Regions from separate parts of the Homo sapiens genome. Here region 1 is linked to region 2. Evidence: chromatin contacts called from ENCODE Hi-C or POLR2A ChIA-PET data. All regions are on one chromosome and are shown on one strand. Each heading gives the region's core, a stretch centred on a gene start or an enhancer-like site at or near the end of the contact. The rest is flanking DNA. Distances are from core to core; before and after follow the strand shown. Region 1 holds the start of KCNIP1 (potassium voltage-gated channel interacting protein 1). Region 2 has its middle 36 kb from the start of KCNIP1.

Evidence for each region. Hi-C counts contacts between places; a loop is a spot of excess contacts on that map. ChIA-PET counts read pairs that join two places held with the same protein, here RNA polymerase II (POLR2A). Pooled maps may share reads with other maps.
Region 1: a loop to region 2 is called in a map of CD14-positive monocyte, with 2.3 times the contacts of the local background. The contact joins the promoter of KCNIP1 here to the enhancer-like site in region 2. A Hi-C loop is called at or near these places in 3 of 168 maps with a recorded cell type or tissue (CD14-positive monocyte, GM18951 and endothelial cell of umbilical vein) and 2 of 50 pooled maps. POLR2A ChIA-PET finds 5 or more read pairs at or near these places in 5 of 52 experiments (AG04450, HEK293, OCI-LY7 and 2 more).

What each region holds. Positions count from the first base shown.
Region 1 is chr5:170,500,128-170,506,735 of GRCh38, reverse strand. KCNIP1 (potassium voltage-gated channel interacting protein 1) reads right to left here and starts at 2,716. Exons shown (of 8, transcript NM_014592.4): 1 at 2,103-2,716. The coding sequence starts at 2,163.
Region 2 is chr5:170,464,142-170,471,081 of GRCh38, reverse strand. It overlaps a transcript of KCNIP1 not described here. Among named protein-coding and RNA genes, the nearest start is that of KCNIP1, 36 kb to the left of the region's middle. Within about 2 kb of position 3,926, at least 3 of the 41 ENCODE cell types and tissues checked have a DNase peak (open chromatin) inside an H3K27ac peak, as active enhancers do; they include CD14-positive monocyte and endothelial cell of umbilical vein, where a contact is called at or near this core.

The DNA of each region.
Region 1 (6,608 bases), core at 1,467-3,966, 37 kb before region 2:
CTATGAGCCTCAAACGAACATTGTTGTGAGGGTTAAATGAGAGTTGTTGATAAAACACCGAGCATTATGGCAAGCACACAGTAGGGACACACTGAATGCCAGTACCCCCTCTTCTGTTTCTTAGAATCCGAGGAGACAGAAGCAAAGACCTTTGTACTCTGGGAATCCTGCAGGAATTCATCCAGGGTGAATTCCTGGATGTTTGGGGCAGGAGAAGGAAATGGTAGACAGCAATGTCTGAGCTCTTACTCTTTTCCCAGCCCTATGCACGGAGCTCCCTATTCATCATTCATTTGATTCTCACATCCTTACAACAACTTCCTCTGGGTCCCTGGTGGCTGCAGCCAACACAGTATATGAGGCAGAGTCTTCCCTTCCTCTACTTCCTACATACCCTTCCCTCCGGGAAGTAGCATACGAATTTCATGGATGAAAAACTGAGGCTTAGGGAGGTGCGGGGGACTTTCCTAAGGTCCCAGAGGCAGGGAGTGATGGAGCTGGGATTCACACCCAGACTCCACTTGACTCTAGGGCTTGAGATCTTTCTGTGACACCCAGCTCCCAGGAGAGCCACAGGCATTGAAAATATTTAAAAACAAGCCCCTGACTTTCCTGTCCCCACAGTCCCCTGGCCTCTGAGACCGCATGGTGGTCAGACAGATGATGAGGGAGAAGACCTATATTTGGCGCTGAAAATTGTCCCCAGTCAAGCAGCATCCCAGGATCTGTGAGAGGTGAGGCTTAGAATGTCAAGGCCTTGGGCTGAGCTTTGCAGACCTGTTCTGGTCAGGACTGGTAACAGGACAACCAGTCCCTTCCTTGCCAGCAGGACATGTAACTCAGCTGGACAAATGGGCCAAAGCCTCTTCCTATGTTCTAGGATGTAAATGCCAACCCAGCTTCAGCACCTAAGATCTGCACCCAGAGATCTCTTTCCTCGGGGCTCAGCCAGCCTGATGCCCCTGGGAGCTGGGCCAGAAGCTGGGACCCCTTCTTCCAGGGGGTTTCAAGGACAGCTTACTTATGGAGATCTCTGTGGTTCTAAACAGGGTGAGACCAACCAAGTTCTAAGAGGAGACTTATTGTTCACTTGGGGTCCCTTACCCCATTACACTTCTACTCACTATCAGGCCTGTAGGGTAGGAGCTTAACTCCCACCTGTATCCAGGATGGGGGCTCTGATGGTAGAATTTGAATGTTTAAGTGTCAAGCTGCTTAAAATCTTACCACTCGTAGTGACATTTGAACATTAAACAAAACAAAACCCATCATTTCCCGTTTCCTAACTGCTTCCAGTCTCTTTATTCCAACCACTAACTTTTGAACTGCTGGTAAGGAGACCTGCATTGTCCTCCAGGGCCCAACACACTGGTTCCAACTTCACCTGGACCCATTTGAGGACTCTCCCACGGATGGTGAGATCAGCCATGCCTCGGCTGGGGACAGGTGGTGAAGGAACAGCGTCCAGGCAGAAGAGACTCCACGATATTATGCTTTTTAATCCTTGATGTAAGCTCAGCTCGCAGCCAGCCCTTCACGGTTGCTCCTCCTGACTCCCGGAGCCACCAGGACATGAGGCCTGGGAGTTTTACCCCTGGCAGCAGCTGATTCCTTTTGGCTTGCAGAGGTTTTGGGGGTGCAGACAGAGCACTCTTCCTGATGAAGGGACTCGCAGGTCTGCACCTGGCATAGCCGCCTAGGAGGAGTGTGGGAGTGTGGCAGCACCCTCACTGAGTGCTCAAACGCCAGCTGTCATGGGAATGGGAAGAGCTTCACCACACTTCCACCAGAGAATCCGGTCACCCCCACCTGTGAACATGCCGCTTCCTTCGGCTCTCAGAGATTTCCCCAGGAGGAGAGTCCCGACACCTGGTGCCCCAGAGGGGTCCAGTTGCCGCTGGGGCAGACGTCCACTCCGGCTCCCTCCTCTGGGTGTTCACACCAGCCCTCCCGCCGATTTCTCTCTCCTTTGGATACAAGCACCTGTCCGGGCTCCTCGTGGAGAGGAGAGTCCGGACTAAGGGAGGCAGGTGGCACAGCCCACCTCGGCGCCTAGCACCCCCAAGCCCAGACAGGGGAACAAAAGGAAGAAGGTGGCTTACCTTTCGAGGGTCGCCTTTGTTTGGTTTGCAGAGATGAGAAGGTGCCCATGACGGCCCCCATGGCAGCGAAGACTTGAGTGCGAGTTGGGACCCCGGGCCCGGCCCCTCCCCTACCCTGGAAAGAAATCCCCGTGGTTTGTCTACTCTGAATTGGAGGAGAGAAAAGCGCCCGGCAGCTCGCCTGCAGCTTGGTATTCAGCAAGCGTGGAGGCGAGGCTAGGAGGCTTCTGGCTTCCTTCTTCAGCCCCGCACATGCAGGGACTCAGGGCTAGCCGCTCCCCGCGAGCCTTCGGAACCGCTTCCCCGCGCGAGGACCCGGCCCGGCGGTTCCCTCGCCCAGGGCCGAGGACGGTGCCCTGAAGCCTGCCTGGCACTGGACACGGGGCCAGAGCGGCCGCCCGGCCGAGGCTGCCGAGCCAGCGCCGCGTGCGGTGCGGGAGCCGCCGTCCGCCCGCCCCTCCTGCCGCACACTCGGCTCCCCTCCCTGCGCTCGGGCTGGGTCTCGGAGGGCCGAGTACCAATCATGAATGAACAGAGCCCGGACCGCGCGGCGCGGAGCCACAGCGCGCCCGCCTGCTGCCTGCTGCCTGCTGCCAGCGCTCGGGGCGAGAGTCGGAGCGGCGGAGGGGGCGGCGGAGGGGGCGGCGGGCGGGCAACTACGGAGGGGCGGGGCGGGGGCGAGGGCTGCACGGTGGGGGCGGGGGACGCCCAGCCCTGCGCCCTCACCCCTGCGCACCCTCATCTGCCGGGGTATGTGCGGGAGCCCCGGGAGCATGTAACCCTAAGAGACAGACCCGGGGCCAGGCACCTGGCTGATGGGTGAGGTTCAGGGGGCAGTAGATTGGCCCCAGGGAGACTGTGTGTGTGTATGTGTGTGTGTGTGTGTGTGTGTGTGTGTGTGTGTGTGTGATGTGCGTGCGTGCGTGTGTGTGTGTGTGTGTCCCTGTGTGTGGTGCATTGTGATTTCATTCGACTTCAAGGGAAATCTTATTTAACCCACTGCCTGAACTCATGGGGAGGGGGAAAGTCTGCCCCACCCAGAAAGGGGTGAAAAACACATCCAAATGGGTGGTCATGGGAAGAAGGTGCCGTCCTGCTCCGCGGGTCCTTGAGGGTTCTGCAGAATCCTCCTATGGCAGGGCCCACCTTCTAGTGACAGGGAGTTGGGGAGGAGAAAGGAGCCCTCAGCCCCTCTGGGCCCTTACACTCTCATTTTTCTTTTTCTTTTTTTTTTTTTTTTGAGACGGAGTCTCGCTCTGTTGCCCAGGCTGGAGTGCAGTGGTGCGATCTCTGCTCACTGCAACCTCTGCCTCCCAGATTCAAGCGATTCTCCTGCCTCAGCCTCCGGAGTAGCTGGGATTACAGGCGCCCACCACTAGGCCCAGCTAAATTTTTTTGTATTTTTTAATAGAGACGGGGTTTCGCCATGTTGGGCTGGCTGGGCTTGAACTCCTGACCTCAGGTGATCCACCCGCCTTGGCCTCCCAAAGTGCTGAGATTACAGGCGAGAGCCACCCCACCCGGCCTGCTCTCTCATTTTTCTGTTTCTTTCCTCCTTGGTTCTACCTCTTCTCCCTTTCCAGCTCAATAATTCATTAGCCATCAGCTCCTGGGCACGGGTTGTTAGTGCTTGAAGGGGCAATGATTAGATTTAGGAAGCCATTTCCCTTCTGTGAGTGGCGTCTCACCCAATGGGCAAAGTTTGCGTCCCTGCCTGTGGACTCAAAGCCTTGTGGTGTTGAATTGCAAGGTTTGCTCCCTGGAAGGTGGAGGAAGAGCTTCCCCTCCCCCAAGTCTGAGCTGCTTGGGTTCCCACTGAGACCCATTTTGATTGACACTGAGGATCCTTTGCCCAAGCTGCCCCCTACAATCCCACCCAGCCATTTTCTGTCTGCCACACAGATACACACCATGCTAGCAGTTCACAGAATACCCGGATGTATGGCCTCATAAACAAGCATGCATGCCCAGAAAGTCCCACAAACATATGGGCGCAGGTCCTTAAGTCCGCACAGACATTGCTATTGTACACACAGACAGACCCAAGGCTCATAATACACCTACAGTTGCCCCCCACGAAGGTGGAGAGACACACAAACACACAGGCATGCAGACGCACACACAGCAAAACAGCATGACAGTCACCACATTCACACAGGCTCAATGCCACATAGGCACAGAGTTGAATCCCCAGGATACAGGCCCCTTGAGAGCTGCTTCCCCTAATGCCAACCCATGAGCTGTCCCCTCAGGGCCACAGGTAGCCTGTGACTTGGCCAGGGTCCTTGAATAGTTTTCTTCACCTGTGCAGCATTTATTGCTTTTCTGCAATCCCAGCATGTGTCCTGTTTTGTGCAACAGGGGAGGGGCACTTACTAACATACTTCCTTTCCTTTGCATTGCCCACTGCTGTGCAACCACATTGTCCACGTGATGCCCACCAAACCCCTGTGAATTAAGCAGGTGCCTGATCATTACCCCAGAGAGAAATTGAGGCTTACCTTGTGTTAGAAATTTGCCTGAAGTTGCCCAGCCAGGATGTGGGATTAGAACTTGGGTTCCAGGCCTCTGTCGTGGTCTCCTGGGGAACCCCTGCTCACAGATGAGGGCACTGAGCCAGAAAGACCTGCTGGGGGTCCCACCAGATTCACAACCTCTGCTCTCCTAACTGCCAGCTCAGGGCTTGTCCAGGCCAGGGAGGCCTGGAATCCTGGAAGATGGAGCAGGGGCTGGTCCCTGCTTCCCTCCTGCCTTCTCTGTTCGAGAAGAGGGCATGCGAGGCTGAAGCTTGGGGTCACTAGAGGACCCAGTGGGATATCCAGGATTCAGGGAACAGAGGAGAGCTCTTTGCTGAGGAGAAAGTTAAGCCACCCTGGGTGTCTTTGCCAACTTGTCAGGGATACCACTGGGTGAGCACCAAGCTACTTCCCCCTTGGGGCTCTGCTAATTTTCATGGTACCTGAATGACCATAAGGACAGCACTTGAGAGGTCACAAAAGGCTAGAATGTCATCCTCTCATTTCTGCTTCCCCACAACCCACTGAAGAAGCAGAGTACAGATGACTTGCTCCATTTTGCAGATCAGAAATAGCAAAGTGCTTCTGGACGTGTTTGCAATTGGCTGCCTCTGAACAGTAGGTATAAAGTGAAGTCACCAAAATAAAATCCAAACCATTGAACATGAATTATGAGGTCTTTTTTGTGGCCTGTGGCTTCTTCTACAAATCCTCCCTGACCCCTGGTGTTCCCTTTGTGGCTCAGCCACCCAGACCCCTCACTATTTCTCAGATGCGTGTTGTGGTTCTCCTTCAGGGCCTTTGCACGTGCTGTTCCCCTTGCCTGGAATGTTCCTCACCTCTTTCTCCTTCTGGCCACCTGCTGCTTACCCTGGAATATCTACTGCAGATGTCATCTCCTCCAGGGATCCCTCCCTGGCCCTGAGTCGGTGCCCTGCTTGTGGTTTCCATAGCACCCAGGGCTTCTTATCAGAGCACTCCTTACTTTGTTTCTCATTGTTCCTTTCCTTGCCTGTCTCTCCCTCTGGACTGTTTTAACTGCTTTACATACTGATTTAACTCTCTACTTTCTGCTTAACCTCCGGTTTCTGACAGGGGTGCAGCCAACCTATGCTGAATAAATGAATGAGTGAGTCTCTTTTCTTTGCTCAGTGACCCAGTTAGTAAGCAGAAACTGATGATTACCAGATCATCCTTGCCCCTTAAAGGAAGACACATGCTCTGCCAAGTGAAGATTCATTCATTCACTTATTTATTCAACAAATATTCATTCATTCATGTATCTACCATGTACCAGATATTTACATGCACAATAGCTCATTTATTCCTGCGGACGCCTTGTGACATGGGTATTATTTGCAGATAAATACACACACATACGCACGTGCCCACTGTACAATGCAGCCAACATCACCCATGAGATGCTCACAAAGAATGTGTCTAAGTAGAAGAACACAGGTAAGTGTGAGGGGCAAGAGAGAAAGATGATGATAACAGGCCCTCTGCCTGCCTCCTGGGAACTTGCAACAGAGAGCAAAGAACTGCATGGGGAGAGAGGGAGTGACAAAATGAATGTGCAGAGGGAGTGCTGAAGAAGCCTCCCATCAGTCACCCTGACTGCAGGAGCCATTTGTCCTGTTGTCCCTCCCATGATGTACTCAATACAGCGACCTTGCCAGCCCCATCCAACCTGAGCTTCAGTGGCTGTTGCTCCCTTTACTCTGGAAGGTGAACTAGCTCATGCACTTTCTCCAGCTCTGACCCCTCCCTCATGCACCCCGGTGTGGACTGAATGTTTGTGTCCCTCCAAAATCCCTGTGTTGAAGCTCTAAGCCCCTGTATGGCTGTATTTGAAGAAGGGACCTCTAAGGAACTAATGAAGGTTAAAAGAGGTCATAAGGGTGGGGCCCTGATCTGATAGAGTTAGTGTCCTTACAAGGAGAGACTCCAAAGACCCCCCACGCACAAAGATACCATGTGAGCACACAGG
Region 2 (6,940 bases), core at 2,677-5,176:
CAAGCAAGAAGGTAATAGTAGCTTAAGACAATAGCCAAGGAAATTAGAGTCATAGGATATTTGGTTTCCTGTAGAAACTAAAGATAACATCTCAACCTACGTCCCTGAGTTGTGTTTCAGAAACCCAGACCTCCACCAAATGGAAAGTGCCATCTGCAGGCACAGAGACCTTGGATAAGGGGAAGCTGAGGACCGAACTCCAACCACCATGCTTTCTCCTAAGTTTCTTGCTGAGGGACCTGGAAGAGATCATGCCCACGGGCAAGAGCTAACGTTCTTTTCTGCCTACACCAAAATTTTAGACAAAACTTCACCTCCTTAACCCATCACAACACTGAAAAATCTTTGAATCCACCTTTCACTTGCCACACTCCCAAACTTCCGCTTCAAGATGCTTTGCCTTTTTAGGCCAAACCAACACATAGTCTCCATGTATTAATTTATGATTTTGCCTGTAACCTCTCCCCCTCTACCTTTAAAAACCCTTACCTGTAAGCCATCAGGGAGTTCTGATCTTAAGCATGAGCTGCCCAATTCTGCTTGCTTGGCGCCCTGCAATAAATGCCTCACTTTCTCTGGCTGCAATCCCAATATCAGTGTTTGGCTGCACTGTGCCGGGTGGGCAGACCCAAGATCAGTTCGGTAACAAGAGTAAAAGTCTGCTGAGAGACAGGTCCTGCCCTTGGGGAGCTCACGGTGGTCTAGGGGAGAGGGGGCATAGGGCAATTCTGTTACAGGCATGTTGATTCTGTTGTGTTAAGGGCTGGGGCAGAGGGAAGCCCAGAGTGGCTAATGTGGGGCATAGGGAGGAGCCTCAGGAAAGGTTTCCTGGGCAAGGGGACACCTGAGCTGAGATGTGAAGAAGAGCTCTTTTACTATTTAGTAGAAGAGAGGAGGAAAGGAGAAAGTGGGGGCCAGATGTGCTCAAGTGAAAGTGCAGAGGCCTGAATGAGCACTGGGAATTCAAAGACGGGCAGCTAGTTCTGTAGGAATGGGGCGACAGCTCAGATTGGCTCTTCCATTTTCACACAGGGATATCAATTCCACTATCTGCCTGGCTGATAACTCTGCCCTCAATCAAGAATAACGGCATTCTGGGCCTTGCCAGGAAATACGTGAACCTCTGCTGTCCCTATCTCTTATTAAGAAAGAGAGAAAAGCTCTATTGAAAGAATTGTTATTTATGGAGGATTGAGTGAAGGACATTCATTCTGCAAGAGTATAGGTTTTATCCATGAATCAAGTCAGGTCATCAGAAAACTTGCACCCAAGGACAGAGAGATCAATGGAAGAGAATGGAAAGGCCAGAAATAGACCCAGATACAAATGGGAATTCATTGCTAGATAAAGGTGGCTTTGCAATGCAGCAAGGAAAAGATGGCTCACGTGTTGAAAGCCGGAGAGTAAGAGATATGAGAACTGAGAAGCCTCTAGCGGGTTTGGTAAGGTGGAGGGCATTGGTGCCCTCAGAAAGCACAGTCTTGGTACAGTCAGTAGCTGGGGAGGCAGGAAGTAGAGACAGTGAGAGGATCCACTCTTGAGAGAAGTTTGGGCACAACCCAGAGGGGAGGCATGAGGCCACACCCCAAAGGCGATGAGGAAGGGAGAGAGGGATGTTAATCTTTATTCTTATGGGAAACATGAACATGTTTTTAAGATATATTGTTTTTTGTTTGTTTGTTTGTTTTGAGGCAGGGTCTCCCTCTGTTGCCCAGGCAGGAGTGCAGGGCGTGATCATGGTTCACTATAGCCTTGAATTCCTGGGCTCAAGTGATCCTCCTGCTTCATCCTCCTAAATAGCTGGGACTACAGGTGTACACCACCATGCTCAGCTAATTTTACATGTTTTTTTGCAGATCGGGTCTCACTATGTTGCCCAGGCTGATCTTGAACTTCTGGCCTCAAGGAATCCTCTTGTCTCAGCTCCCAAAGCTTGAGGATTACAGGCATGAACCACCACACCCGGCTCAAGTTATCTTGTTAAGCACAAAAGCAGTACAGAATGTTAGATGCAGAATATATCTCTTTGTTTAAAAATGGGGCTGGGGAGAGATTCTATGCTTATGCAAATAACATTTCTGGGCAGAAACACAAGGAACTTGTAATGATGGTTACCTCTGGGAAATGGGGCAAAGGGCTTCAGCTTTTTCCTTACATACTGGTTGATTTTTTTTTTTCATTATAGCCATTAAAAAAATTTTGTTTGAGACAGGGTCTCACTGTGTCTTCCAGGCTGGAGGGTAGGGGCGCGATCTCGGCTCACTGCACCCTCCACCTCCTGGGCTCAGGTGATCCTCCCATCTCAGTCTCCTAAGTAGCGGTGTGCCACCACATCCAGCTAATTTTTGTGTGGTTTTTTTTTTAGTAGAGATAAGGTTTCTCCATGTTGCCCAGGCTGGCCTCAAACTCCTGGGCTCAAGCTATCCACCCACCTCGGCCTCCCAAAGTGCTGAGATTACAGGAGAGAGCCACTGCACCTGGCCTAATGATATTTTTTAAATAATAAAAAAACTATTAATTAGATGCCCTCAAGAGCAGCTCTTAGGCGCCAAAAATATTGATGAAAGGTTTCTTTGTTTTTCAAAATTAACATTCAATTTATTAAAGTAACAAATTCATATGGACCCAAGTTCCTCCATAAGCTTTGAAATTCAGCTTACGAATCTTATTATTTATTTATAGGTCTAGCAAATTTTAACAATCACATTTAAGAGTACCTTTGAGAAATGTTTCGTCTCATTTACAAATGTTTTTAATTAAATTGCTCTAAACATTGTAAACTGCATTTATAGGCTTAATATATTTTAATTCCTTTTTAAGTACTTCAATTGTCTAACAAACCTTCTCAGATATTTAAGTAATTGTTATAAATCTAATTCATTAAACTTCTAAAGACGGCAAGGCTTAAATTCTTTTACAGGTTCCAAATCTTATTTAAATACAGTAAGATTTCAACTTAGAATCTGATGTCAAAGTCAATTGCTCCGTTAAACATTTTATATTAGAAGGAAAAGTTCATATATGACTCTGAAAGGCCACAGATTCTTAAACATTACAAGTGTGTAAACATAGCTTATTTCAAAGCACAAATATCTTAATAGAAAGAATATAGTTCTATTCCATACTTCTATACTTAGTTTCCTTTTTTTTTTTTTTTTTTTTTTGAGATGGAATCTGACTTTGTTGCCCAGGCTGGAGTGCAATGGCGTGATCTCAGCTCACTGCAACCTCCACCTCCTGGGTTCAAGCGATTCTCCTGCCTCAGCCTCCTGAGTAGCTGGGACTACAGACAGGCGCCAACACACCTGGCTAATTTTTGTATTTTTAGTAGAGATGGGTTTTTGCCATGTTGATCAGGCTGGTCTCTAACTCCTGACCTCAGGTGATCCACCCGCCTCGGCCTCTCGAAGCCCTGGGATTACAGGCGTGAGCCACCGCGCCCAGCCTATACTTAGTTCTAAATCTTCCTTGGGTTAGAAGATGCTCACCTATGGTCCTGCCAATGTCATCTTCCTCATTCTAAGAACCTGAGCGTGGATGGGGCCTCCCTCTGCTCCCTGCTACCTCCCTGCCCCTGCACCAGCCTCTCCTTCTTTCCACTGGTAGTAAAGAAGCTGTTCCTCCTCCCCACTCAGGCCAAAACCACCTTTGTTTTGTGAAGATCCTCCAACTTTCTTATTGGGTTGGTGCAAAAGTAATGGTGGTCTTTGCCATACTTGCCTGATATTCATCATTCTTTTCTCTCATATAGATCTAATTGTTTCCTCTCAGCTTGGACAATGTCACATCAGCATTTTAAATGTGCTCAGGTCTCTCTCTTAAATACAATAAAGCTAAAAACGTCGACCTCTGCACTGTATTAGTCACTTTCCTGTCTACCTCTGACTCACGGCCAGCTGCTTTCAGAAGCTGTCTACACTGGGTATCTTCATTTCCCCATCTTTGCCATCCGCCAGCACATTCCATCTGACTGTGCTTGTCAACTCCGCCAAAACTTCTCTCCCTAAGGTAACCAGTGATAGTCATGTCATCACATCCAATGCCTACTTTTGAGTCTCGGTTTTATTACACTCACATTCTCAGTAATGTTTGACTCAGGACTTGGTTTATTTGAGACATTGTACTCCCTTGCCTTCCATGAAATCATCCTTGTATGATTTTCATTCATCCTTCTTGGCTATTCCTCCTGCTATAGACTGAATACTTGTGACCCCTAAAGTTCATATACTGAAATCTTAACCCTCAAGGTGATGGTACTAGGAGGTGGGGATTTGGGGAGGTGATTAAGTCATGAGGGTGGAGTCTTCATGAATGGGATTAGCGTCCTCATAAATGAAGTCGCAGAGAGCTTCCGTACATCCTCTACCATGTGAGAACATAGCCAGAAGGCAGCATCTATGAGCCAGAAGGCAGACTCTCACTTGCACCTTGATCCTAGACTTCCCAGCCTCCAGAACTGTGAGAAATGAATTTCTGTGGTTTATAAGCCACTCAGGCTATGGTACTTTGTTATAGCAGCCTGAATGCACTAAGACACCTTTTCTGTTTCTAATAATGGATTTCTTTTAGCCTTGGCCCTAGATCCTTTACTCATTTCACCCTCTGCTTTTTCCCTGGAAATTCCATCCATTTAAAAATTGTATTTATTTTATTACCATCTCTTTGCAGATGACTGCTAGGGTTAGATCTTCACCCCAGACCTTTCTTCTAAGCCCCAAACCTACGTATCCACATTCTGACTAGACATATTAATGTGGATCTACATATCAGCTTGAACTCCTGCTCTCTCCCCTGCTAATCACATCCTCCTCTTGGGTGTCCTTTCTCAGTGAATGACACCACCGTTCATTCTGTTTGCAAGCCAGATTTGGGAGTCACTCTTGACATTGCCTTCTCTCTCTCTACCCCATGCATCATCTGTCACTATTCCCTGTACATTTTAATTTAGAAATCTCTCTTAAACCTCCCCACTTGTCTTCTTCTCAATTTGAGCCTCCCTAGCCCCAAGCACTATTATTTCTTTACTGGAAAAATGCACTAGTCCCCTCCTTGGTCTCCCACATCTGGCCCGTGGTACACATCCTCTCACTTGTCTTCCAAACCACATTCATCGTTCCGGTTAGTTACAAACATGGGCTTTCTGACCCTCCCCCTGTTGGATTCTCCTGCTGCTTCCTCCTGCTCCATGTGGTTCAGAAACATTGGTCTTCTTTCAGTTGCAGGAATGGACCATCTCCCTCCCTCTTGGGACCTTGCACTTGTTCTAGAATGTTCTTCTGAGGACCTTCCCCCAACACCTGCTTAACTAGCAAATTTCTTCCCATTTCTTAGGTCCTAGTTCAAGAAGCCTTCTCTGCCCTCCGGACCCAGATAAGGTTCAGAGCAGTATCTGAATACATGTATTTCTCTCTCACTCTCTCTCTCTCTCTTTCTGTCTCTCTCTTTGTGTTTGTGTGTGTGCGTGATGAAGGTCTGACTCCACCAGTGGACTGTCCCTTGAGATTAGGAAGTATCTATTTTTTTGTTTCTTCAGTGTCGTCAGAACCTAGCACAGTACTTGGTACATAGTAGGTGCTCAATAAAAGTTGACAATGGCAAATGCTTCGGAGGCCAGTGCCCTTCACATCCCTTGGTTCCCTTGGATGAAGACATTTCTTTGAGCAATAACAGCTTGGAAAAGCTCAGTTTTCTCTAAAGGACTGATGTGTGAGAGGGAAGCAAGGGAAGGAGGATGGAAAGAAAAACAGGTGGTTTATAGCCTCTGATAAGGGGCAGGCTGGGTTTTCTCCCTAGGAATTTGCAGAATCATGTTCACATTCTAGTGAGAATAATGGATATATTGTAGGATCTATAGCAAAGGTTTGTTGTACAGAAAAATTTTATCATCTGTATGAAATTTTGTGTCTCCTCCTCACAAACTGTAGCATGTTAGCTCAGCCAGCTCTGGGTGTCTGCATCTCTCTCCAGCGTCCAGCATGTCCCAGTGCTCATGTTCCTGAAGGATCCCTCACATGGCTTGGAAGTTGAAAGACTGAAAGATCATCAGAACAGGTGGAGCATGTGTACAGAGAGCACTTGTGGCACACAGGTGACAGTGGAAGTGATCATATGGGAGCTCTGGAGCTTGCCTCCTAACCGTCTGGGCATCCACACTCAAGCCAGTAGGGCAGAGACTAGAAAGCAGGCTGTCCACTGAGTGGACACTTTCAGAAATGTGGATGAGGCACAACACGCCCTGTCTGGTCGCTGGATGAGGTCCCTAAGCCAGGCTTTGGGGGTTAGAATTCCATGATTCCCAAGCGTCTTGGGCTGTCTGTTCACAGGTCCTGTGTCGAAGAAACTCAAGAGTGGTGTAGGTAGTGGCTGAGAGGATGCAATGTCTTTATACTTAGGGCAGATCTGAATGTGGACCCGCATTTGTGGTTACCCAGCTCTCTGACCTCAAGCAATTCCCCATATTTCTTTGAGCCTGGGCTCTGCATCTGAAATACTGAGACAGTGGTTCCACTTGACTGCATTGTTGTGAGGTTTTGAGATGATAAATATTACCGTACTCAGTTCAATGTTTTCACTGCCATAGCTTTGAAGTAAGATTCGAAATCAGGAAGTGCAAGATGGACTTTGTCTAGCTTTGTTCTTTATCAGGATTGTTTTGGCTATTTGGGGTCACTTGCAATCCATATGAATTCCAGCAATAGCTTTTCCATTTCTGCAAAAATGGCCATGGGATTTTGACACGGGTTGCATTAAATCTGTAAATCACTTTGCAGTATAAATAACTGCAAAAAATGCTATGAAACTTTGACAGAGATTGCATCGAATCACTTTGAACCTATAAATCAATTTGTAAATCACTTTATAATATTAAGTATTGCCATCTTAACAATATAAGTCTTCTGATCATGAACATGGATGTCTTTGCATTTATTTCCATCTTTAA